3 separate regions of the Homo sapiens genome follow, and regions 1 and 2 are each linked to region 3. Evidence: chromatin contacts called from ENCODE Hi-C or POLR2A ChIA-PET data. All regions are on one chromosome and are shown on one strand. Each heading gives the region's core, a stretch centred on a gene start or an enhancer-like site at or near the end of the contact. The rest is flanking DNA. Distances are from core to core; before and after follow the strand shown.

Region 1 (3,204 bases), core at 454-2,953, 760 kb before region 3:
TGAGAAGCTATGTGTGCAGGACTTCTCTGCCCTCCACTCCATCTAAGCTCTCAAGAAACTTTTAGATTCTTTTGTTTTTTCTATTCATCGGTCTCTTAAAGAGGCAATCCCACTTCTCCATTTCCACTTCCTAATAAAGAATGCTAAGTAACTTAAGGATTTTCTTTAAATTATGTAGCTATTCAATCAGGGTCAGTCCTAGTTAATAGTTTTTCCCCACTTCCCATAGCCTCGGCTTTTAGCTTAGCTTTGGCAGTGAAGATCTGGCCCTAAGCTCTTGCGACCCAACCCCCAACCTAAACATTTCACAGGCTACTGGGCTGCGGAAAGCTGAGGCTGCCAACTTTGGAGCCTAGGATTCCCAGGACATCAGGTCAAGCAACTGAGAGGTCCACCCAGGGGTAAATTCCACACATAGTTTCTTCTCTCTTGGGACCAGCGCTTTAACATCTGGGTGAATCAGATCGTGCAGACACGGTAACTAGGCGCAGAAAACAGCTGGACACGTTGCTGGGAGCCCAGACAGAACGTGACCAGTAGTTCTCAGAAACCGCTTCTAAATACCAGCTCCAACAGGCTTGTAGCGTCCGAGTGCGGATAAGGCAAGAGCAAAAACGAGCATAGTTTGGGCCGTTGGGGCCAAATCTGCACTTCTGAGAGCTACTTTTACTGCTAAGCTTTGAAATTGGATTTACCCAGAGGGAAGCGTTGCAGTGGCAGCCGCAGGCAGGTAAAACTAGTATTTGCACTCACACACTCCCCGGATTCTTCACAGACAGGGATGGAAGAGAAAACTTAGGAAGTTGAAGTTTGGCATTAAAATAAAGGACTCGCCACCACTCTGTGCACCTTCTTGAGGGAGTTCATTCGTCCGGAGCGCCTCACAGCTTAGTGCGCCTGCGCACGCGCGAACTGCGGCCCCGCCTCTCCTTTGGGGACGGGAGACGTGCGTCGGGTCGCGGGACGGGGGCTGCGCATGCGCCTTCATTTCGTCAGCCCGCTGTTGCGTGCTGCCAGCGGGAACTGTGTAGGGGTAGATTTTCGCTGCAGTGTTCCCCGAGCCTGTTAGACGCAGCGCGCCGGGAGACTGAGAGAGGAAAGGATAGAGGAAGTGCTGCCCTAGGCTGCATGAGTCGAAGCAAGCGTGTTTCCTTCCCGCCAGGCAAGTGCCCTTAGAAACCGGGCCCCGCCCCCTTCCTGGCCTGCATTCCCATCCCCTCTCCCGGGGCGGAGGTGAGGACCTCCTTGGTTCCTTTGGTTCTGTCAGTGAGCCCCTTCCTTGGCCATGAAGCTCGTGAGGAAGAACATCGAGAAGGACAATGCGGGCCAGGTGACCCTGGTCCCCGAGGAGCCTGAGGACATGTGGCACACTTACAACCTCGTGCAGGTGGGCGACAGCCTGCGCGCCTCCACCATCCGCAAGGTACAGACAGAGTCCTCCACGGGCAGCGTGGGCAGCAACCGGGTCCGCACTACCCTCACTCTCTGCGTGGAGGCCATCGACTTCGACTCTCAAGCCTGCCAGCTGCGGGTTAAGGGGACCAACATCCAAGAGAATGAGTATGTCAAGATGGGGGCTTACCACACCATCGAGCTGGAGCCCAACCGCCAGTTCACCCTGGCCAAGAAGCAGTGGGATAGTGTGGTACTGGAGCGCATCGAGCAGGCCTGTGACCCAGCCTGGAGCGCTGATGTGGCGGCTGTGGTCATGCAGGAAGGCCTCGCCCATATCTGCTTAGTCACTCCCAGCATGACCCTCACTCGGGCCAAGGTGGAGGTGAACATCCCTAGGAAAAGGAAAGGCAATTGCTCTCAGCATGACCGGGCCTTGGAGCGGTTCTATGAACAGGTGGTCCAGGCTATCCAGCGCCACATACACTTTGATGTTGTAAAGTGCATCCTGGTGGCCAGCCCAGGATTTGTGAGGGAGCAGTTCTGCGACTACCTGTTTCAACAAGCAGTGAAGACCGACAACAAACTGCTCCTGGAAAACCGGTCCAAATTTCTTCAGGTAAAACAATCTTACCCAGGGATAATTAAGAATGGGCAGAGGGATTGGTATAAACTACTCCTAAAGTTTTAGAACTGGGAAAAATAAGAAGAGAAAGTCTTTACTTAGCTGGGATTTTCATGAGATAATGAAATAAAAAGAGAATGTTAAATGTCTAGCAAATTTATGGAGTAAACTTCGCTGAAACATATGAAGCCTTACTAGCGCTTTTGGCTTTAAGCCTTTGTGAGCTGATTAATGGGTGTTCTAGGAGATTATTTTGCCTAACTTTTGTAATTGTGATTCTAGGTACATGCCTCCTCCGGACACAAGTACTCCCTGAAAGAGGCCCTTTGTGACCCTACTGTGGCTAGCCGCCTTTCAGACACTAAAGCTGCTGGGGAAGTCAAAGCCTTGGATGACTTCTATAAAATGTTACAGCATGAACCGGATCGAGCTTTCTATGGACTCAAGCAGGTGGAGAAGGCCAATGAAGCCATGGCAATTGACACATTGCTCATCAGCGATGAGCTCTTCAGGCATCAGGATGTAGCCACACGGAGCCGGTATGTGAGGCTGGTGGACAGTGTGAAAGAGAATGCAGGCACCGTTAGGATATTCTCTAGTCTTCACGTTTCTGGGGAACAGCTCAGCCAGTTGACTGGGGTAGCTGCCATTCTCCGCTTCCCTGTTCCCGAACTTTCTGACCAAGAGGGTGATTCCAGTTCTGAAGAGGATTAATGATTGAAACTTAAAATTGAGACAATCTTGTGTTTCCTAAACTGTTACAGTACATTTCTCAGCATCCTTGTGACAGAAAGCTGCAAGAATGGCACTTTTTGATTCATACAGGGATTTCTTATGTCTTTGGCTACACTAGATATTTTGTGATTGGCAAGACATGTATTTAAACAATAAACTAAAAGGAAATAATCTCCACGTACTACCATCTTGATTAAATTGTGTAATTTTTTATAGGAATTATGAGTTATCTGTAGTACTTGGAAACAGAAAATGTGTGTATTTAAAGACGATGCCTATGCAGTATATTGTTTGGGATAGATTGCAAAATTTCACACTGCATGCTTTGAAACAGTTTTCCTTAGAAAAAGCTTTTGCTATCTTATCCTGTTTACATTATTTCTTTATTTTAATTCTGCTTGGTGTTCTTGCATTGCATTTAATGATCCCTTTTCTCCCCACCTCCACACACT
Region 2 (3,628 bases), core at 500-2,999, 830 kb after region 3:
CACTAACACCTGCTTTATGAAATATGTTCTATGGCATGTTTTCTTTAAGAGGTCGAGAAGCTTTAGATGATAAATTCTGTCCTATAATTTTAAAAAAGACAGCAGTGGTGATACATCCTGTTATACTGAGAATGGAAAAATCGACTTCAACTTGGTTCTTGTACTGTGTCTTGTTTTTCCATAAGGAGGAGGAGACTGTCCTCTACCAATTTCATTTATGCTTTTCTTGAGCCAAGACTGTGCTTGGCCATGCTTGTGGGTTGGCTCTTAAAGTGACGAACTGGTCACTGGGAAATTGTAGCTCCTCCTCGCCTTCCCCCGGTGTGCTTTCCTTACCAATCAAGTAGGGGAAATGGCCTTCTGGATTATGATCTATTGGTTTGGAGGTAGGGGTGGAGTGTGGGTGAATTTGAGTCACATCTACACTTCCCTAGGAAGCTGTTGCTTTTATTATGGTATTAGGAACTTTACAGATGTACATGCTAATATTAAGCTATTCTTGCTTAAAAATATTTTATTATATTAATCATTGTGGAATAATGGTTTAAAATGTTTCTGAAGTTACTAAATGCCTGGATAGAAATCAAACCCAAAAGAATTTTAAAAACACATGTAAAATTACTTGTCTAAGAGAAATTTCTGTGATGATGAAAATGTCTCTTCTGTGCTGTGTAATATGGTAACCAGTAGCCATATGTGGGTGTTGAGCACTTGAAAGTGAGTAGCATGACTGAGGAACTCAATTTGTAATTTTATTTAATTGTAATACATTTGAATTTAAATAGCCAGATGTGGCTAATGGTTACCATATCGGATAGTGTAAGTTTAAAACATAATGAAAAGTCACCTAACCTAAGCCTCATTTTCTTAGTATGCAAAAGGTGTGAATTAGGCCAATGGTTCTCTCGATCTTGGCAGTACAATGAAGTCACTCAAAGAATGTTAAAAGAGTACTGATACTTGGGTCTCCTGCTGTATTAGATCATTTTCATGCTGCTGATAAAGACATACCCAAGACTGGGTAATTTATAAAGAAAAAGAGGTTTAATGGACTCAGAGTTCCACATGGCTGGGGAGGCCTCACAATCATGGTGGAAAGCAAAAGGCATGTCTTACATGGTGGGAGAAAAGAGAGGATGAGAGCCAAGTGAAAGGGAAAGCCCCTTATAAAATCATCAGATCTCATGAGACTTATTCACTACCACTAGAACAGTATGGGGGAAACCGCCCCCATGACTCAATTATCTCCCACTGGGTCACTCCCACTACATGTGGGAATTGTGGGAGCTACAATTCAAGATGAGATTTGGGTGGGGACACAGCCAAACCATATCACCTGCCCAATATTATTTAGTTAGTCTAAGTCTAGTCATTGAGATTCTTCTAAAGCCTCTCAGGTAATCCTAAAGTACAGCTAAGGTTGGGAACCATCACTGAACTAGATTACCTTTAGGTTCTTTTTCAGTTCTATAATATAATTCTATATATTTAGCAGCAAATTGTACTAAATTTAGAATTCTATAAGGCAAATAGGACACTTATTACTTAAGCCAGTTGCAATAGAAAAGTACATATAGATGTTGGCTTTTTACAAAGGCTGTTTGTCCTAAAACGTTTCTGAAACTTAATGATATAAAACCAATAAACCAGGTTATTGTGATCTACTCCTCTTTGGAGTTTTTCCTGGCTGTGTCAGACCATGGCTTAGGCTATAGACAAGGAAGAGTCTATGTGTATGTACTTGTTTGGGATCTGACTGCAGCCTGTGTCAAGGTTTGGCCATCTGCCCATAAACCTGCATGGGGTGACATCACTGAGTAATCCAAGCTGCCAGTTTATGGAGATCTCAGTAGGAGGTCTTTGGGCTAATCATTTAGAGCACCACACAGCAACTGCTGAGTTTGTATCTTCCCTGGGATTAGAAAAATAAAGTTTTTGGCCAAGTCATTCTCTCTCAAAGCTACTATACAAATGGTTCCAGAAGGTATTCAGGACAGTGCTCCCAGGATTTTTAAGGCCTGAAACAAATGTACATTTCTTCTAGCTAATAAATTCCTCAAATAATGAGTGAAATAGGTACAAGTACTCAGTTTTCTCTAAAAACAAAACAAAACAAAAACAAAAAACTATTTGGTTTTAAGAGTTATACTCATAACAAGACTTTGTTTTGTTTTGTTTTGTTTGTCTGTGGGCCTTGACTAATTGATATAGTGTTTCTGTATGAGAGAACAAAGGACTACATATAGGTCAAATATTGGAGATTAACAAGGTGTTGGGGGAATCACTTTTGTTTGCCTGTGTGCCCACCCTAATCTTATCTTGAATTGTAACTCCCACAATTCCTATATGTCATGGGAGGAACCCAGTGGGAGGTGATTGAATATGGGTGGGTGGGTGTTTCCTGTGCTATTCTTGTGATTGACAGTGAATGAGTCTCACAAGATCTGACGGTTTTTAAAAACGGGAGTTTCCCTGCACAAATTTGCTTGCTGGCAACCATGTGAGATGGGACTTTCTCCTCCTTGACTTTCGCCATGATTGTGAGGCCTTCCCAGCCATGTGGAACTGTAAGTCCATTAAACCTTTTTCTTCCCAGTGTCGGGTATGTCTTTATCAGCAGCATGAAAACACACTAACACGCTTTAATAAACTGCTTTATTTACCATCACTTTAAAATAAAAGAGCAGACAATGGACCAGTGTAACAGAACAGAATCTGGAACCAGACTCCATATGGGTTTACACATCTGAATGACAAATGTGCTATTATAAATCAGTGGGGGAAAGGAATCCTGGGTAAATCTCACTGAGAAAATGCTTATCTTTACAGAAAAAGTAAAATAAAATAAAATTAGATTCCTACCTCACACCAATACATAAATCAATTCCAGGAAGATTAAGAATATAAATGTGAAAAAGCAAAACCTTTAGGCAAATTGTGGATGTAAATTATTCTCCAACTCTCAGGTCATACAGATAAGACAAAAATATCAGTGAAAAAGACTGAAATTTGACTACATGCAACTTAAAACTTCTATACAGTAAGATAGCAAAAACAAAACAAAAACACACACACACACACACAGACTGGGAAAATATGCTTGCAACACATAGTTGATAAAAATTGAAGGCTCTTACAAAGAAAAATAATAAGGCCAAAAGAAAAATGGCGAACTGATTCACACAGAGGGTATTATATTTGCCAGTAAACATAAATAAGATGTACTACCTCTTTAGTAACCAGGTAAATTCAATTTTTAAATAATATATAATTTCAAACTTACAAGATTGGCAAAAAGAATAAAAACTGACAATATCAAGACTTGGTAAGGATGTGGAACAATGGGAACTCTCAAACACTGCTATTTGGAGTGAAATTGGCACAGCCACTTTAGAAAGCAATTTAACAATATCAGGAAAAGTTGAAGGTATGTAATAGCTATAATCCAGCAATATTTTTGTAGCATGTATCCTGGAGAAAATTTTGCACACATGTGCAAGGTGACATTTATGGAACTACTCATTAAATTATTCCTTATAAAAGTAAATATTGCAAGTGAAATTGCCATCATTTGGAAAAATGCTAAGCAAGATGTGGTATAATCCCACAAATTAGTGAATTACAACTG
Region 3 (3,490 bases), core at 4-2,503:
TGTGAGGGTGGAATAGTTCTGTATCTTGATCATGGTGGTGGTTACACAAAATATGTAGTAGAATGACATAGGACTACACAAATACTTTATATCAATGCCAGTTTCCTGGCTTTGATACTGTACTAGAGTTATACGAGATGTAATCACTGGGGGAAACAGGTACACAAGACATCTGTACTATCTTTGCAACTTCATGTGAATCTATAACTATTTCAAAATGAAAAGTTTGAAAGAAAATTTTCTCTGAGGCATCTCTCCCTTGCCTTCCTTCATCTTGTGCATTTCTTTCCCTGAGTATGACTTTTTCTCTTTCTTTCTCCCTTTCCCTTATGTACTGGGTTTTCCTTTAACGGTCCATAATGCCAAACTATGTCATTCCCCATCCTCCTATTGTTCCTATTTATTTAATGAAGGTTATGTTTTCATGTGCTTAATTTTAAAAGCAGGAAAGTACTAACTCTTTAAACAAATTTCTTAAAAAACAAAACCCAAAACTAACCTGCTTTTTATTTTATATAATTCAGTTAGTCATTATTCTTTAAGGTCGGAAGTCCACAATACAAACATGTTTCCAACACTTGTATTGGAAGATAATTTTTGTTTTATATGCATGGAGCATTAATATCATTCTTCATGTCTATGGATTATGAACACACACACATTCAGGATTTACTGGGGAAACAGTGACATCAAATATTATGTTCTATTGATTCTTCATATAAATCTACATGTCAAAAAATAATCCTTTGCCAGATCACGTATCCAGATTTTTCGTTTGGAAAATACGAACATTACTACTACAGAATATCAAACTGAATACAGCCCTGTCCTGAGGGCTTGCAAAGTGAATCTGGCAATACTTTGGAAAAGTACTACTGCAGGTTCTCAAGGACCCAAAGAGCTCTCCAGCTTTTCCAGTGGGTTCAGCCCCAAATATCCTAATTTCTTCAATAAATTACGAGTTGCAGGTGTTTAAATATGCAAGTATATTTTGGTCTTTTCGTTATCATTGTAAAACACCAGTCCTAACAAGCAGTAAAGATTACACTTTATGGTGGTAATATTTACAGTTAATGCACTTCTGCATTTCTTCCCGCACATTTTTCTTCTTACTTATTTAAACTAAGCGTTTCCCCTCTTTTTTTAAGCCCCAGTATTAAAAAGAAAATAAAATCCCAAAGAATTTCGCAACATTGCGATTGCACTGGCTTGAGAACGAAGGAAGTTAGTCCCTTGCGGTGATCCGTCCTTTCATCCTGGCGTTTGCCTGCAGCAAGATGGCGGCGGTGTCAATGTCAGTGGTACTGAGGCAGACGTTGTGGCGGAGAAGGGCAGTGGCTGTAGCTGCCCTTTCCGTTTCCAGGGTTCCGACCAGGTAATAGAATTTTCACACTTTTCTTCAAGCTTCTTGGGTCCCTCCATTTTTGCGGAGTCTCTGCTGGCTGAGTTCCGGAGGAGGCCTCGGGGAAGGCGTCCTCTGTTGACCCTTTTCTCGGGAGAAGTCGGGCGGACTAGGGACTGTCTGCTATCAATGGGCGTTGGCCAGGCGAGTGAGGGCGTGAGTGCGAGGCCGGGGAGGAGGACCTGTGGTTTTCTGGAAGCTTTCGTATTCGGCTTGTCGCTGAGGGAGAGGGTCCGTGGAGGTTTTGCCTCCGGAGCTGCAAGCTGAACCTTAGCCCTCAGAGAAGGGGAGGAGTCTCACTGATTTCTGTTTCCACTTTCTGCATCCCTTCCATTTGTCACCTGTTTGCCCACCACTCCAGTCCTTACAGAAGGGTTAAATCACTGTATCCCTTCCATGGTTTTAAGTGGTTTTAATTTGGTTTCTGCATAGGAAGATTGTTTATTCATCAGTCTGCTTGGGAGGAAAACTTGTTTGGAATTCAGTGTTAGTAAAAATATCACTGCTAGTAATATTGGAAGGTAATTTTTAAAAGGCTGGTGGTAATGCCTGGAGGTTTTCTAGGGATTTTGTTAAAGCCTCACAATAATTCAGGGATTGAATTGAGTTGTTGAGGGCTCTTTGCGTCCTTGAGAACCTAAAGTAGTACTTTTCCAAAGTATTGTCAGATTCAGTTGTCAGTTGATTGAGTTGTTACTGTTTTTCCTTGAAGCATTTTTGTGATGATTTTTTTTTTTTTGGCTGTATTAACCTTCCATTTTCTATTTTTCAGAATTTCCTGGAGTTTTTTAAATTATAGTACTAATGCTATACGTACATACACACACATATTAGAACAAAGATTGGAAAGACTGGATGGAGAGATTTGAAGGGGGTAGGAGGTGGATGCAAGTGGTTAAAAGTTGAAAGGAAGGTCTAGTAGAATGCTAATTGATTTAGTGTTAAATATAAATGGAATGCAGAGAATTAGGATGAGTTAATTCGGAAGAATTTTTAAGGATGAGTTTTATTAAGGTTTAAATATAGTGGGTGTTGGGTGGGAAAGAAGAGAGTGTCCCGTAGGGTCCGTGGCTTATGAAAAGGCTTGAAAGCATTAGTTAAACGATTACTAAATACATAGAATAGAGTCACTCAAAAGTAAGGGTGCTAAGATTGGGGAAAGGCAAATGATGTTTGTAATTAAGTGTTCCATATATGGAAAGTATTTTTCCTTTTTCTTTCTCTTTTTTTTTTTGAGATACATTCTCACTCTGACGCCCAGGCTGTAGTGCAATGGCGTGATCTTGGTTCACTGCAACCTCCGCCTCCCGGGTTCAAGCAGTTCTCCTGCCGCAGCCTCCTGACTAGCTGGGATTACAGGCGCGCACCACCACACCTGGCTAATTTTTGTATTTTTAGTAGAGGCGGGGTTTCACCATGTTGGTCAGGCTGGGTTAAGTATTTTTCTAAGGTAAAATACTTCACTGGTTAACTTAGAGTTAATATAGCGGTGACCAAGATTAGCCCTTCCTCCCGTACAGATTATAGGGATTAATTGTCATTCCCAGATAATAATGTACTCATGGTAGCCCCAGAACTGAAAACAAGTTTGAAGGGACCACTGGTTTATGGCTAATCAAAACATGGCTGTAATTTTAAGTCAAAGCCATTTTGTCAGCAATTATAGTAATTGAAGTTGAGATTAGATTTTTGAAACTCTGATGATAATTGTTACTACATATCCAAACTTAAGAGTTTTTGCCTGCAAATGTAAGAGATTTGAAAATAAATCATTTAATCTTGAAAAAAAATCTTAATGCCAGGGAAGACGTTTTTTAAATACAAATTAACACATTTATTTGTTTTCTGTGCCACATTTTTACCCTAAGAGCTTGTCATGTTCATCCTAATTTGAGGGAAATTTATAGACCCTCTCCCTTACATATTGTTTGTTCTTCATCCTTAAGCATTCTTTTTCCATTATGATTTGATAGTAATGAGGATCTGAAAAAGGTGAGTAGAAAGAACCAATTAATGGGAAAATCTACATCTAAAATTCATTTTATTGTAATGCTTAGAAAAACATTTGCAAATCATGTAACATTTCAG

The links. Hi-C counts contacts between places; a loop is a spot of excess contacts on that map. ChIA-PET counts read pairs that join two places held with the same protein, here RNA polymerase II (POLR2A). Pooled maps may share reads with other maps.
Region 1: a map of naive thymus-derived CD4-positive, alpha-beta T cell shows a loop between it and region 3 (31-fold over the local background). The contact joins the promoter of PELO-AS1 here to the promoter of NDUFS4 in region 3. A Hi-C loop is called at or near these places in 1 of 168 maps with a recorded cell type or tissue (naive thymus-derived CD4-positive, alpha-beta T cell) and 14 of 50 pooled maps. POLR2A ChIA-PET finds 5 or more read pairs at or near these places in 1 of 52 experiments (HEK293).
Region 2: a loop to region 3 is called in a map with no recorded cell type, with 4 times the contacts of the local background. The contact joins the enhancer-like site here to the promoter of NDUFS4 in region 3. A Hi-C loop is called at or near these places in 1 of 37 single-sample maps with no recorded cell type and 1 of 50 pooled maps.

What each region holds. Positions count from the first base shown.
Region 1 is chr5:52,799,110-52,802,313 of GRCh38, forward strand. PELO-AS1 (PELO antisense RNA 1) reads right to left here and starts at 1,704. Exons shown (of 5, transcript NR_186455.1): 1 at 1,583-1,704. The region is part of intron 1 of ITGA1 (integrin subunit alpha 1); the gene reads left to right. PELO (pelota mRNA surveillance and ribosome rescue factor) reads left to right here. Exons shown (of 3, transcript NM_015946.5): 2 at 776-2,011; 3 at 2,300-3,204. The coding sequence starts at 1,286. The coding sequence ends at 2,731. RefSeq lists enhancers at 816-1,514, 1,515-2,214.
Region 2 is chr5:54,388,367-54,391,994 of GRCh38, forward strand. All of the region lies in intron 1 of LINC01033 (long intergenic non-protein coding RNA 1033), which reads left to right. Among named protein-coding and RNA genes, the nearest start is that of HSPB3, 66 kb to the right of the region's middle. RefSeq lists enhancers at 2,163-2,292, 2,303-2,432. Within about 2 kb of position 1,750, at least 4 of the 41 ENCODE cell types and tissues checked have a DNase peak (open chromatin) inside an H3K27ac peak, as active enhancers do.
Region 3 is chr5:53,559,386-53,562,875 of GRCh38, forward strand. It overlaps NDUFS4 (NADH:ubiquinone oxidoreductase subunit S4), which reads left to right and starts at 1,254. Exons shown (of 5, transcript NM_002495.4): 1 at 1,254-1,375. The coding sequence starts at 1,278. RefSeq lists an enhancer at 1,156-1,655.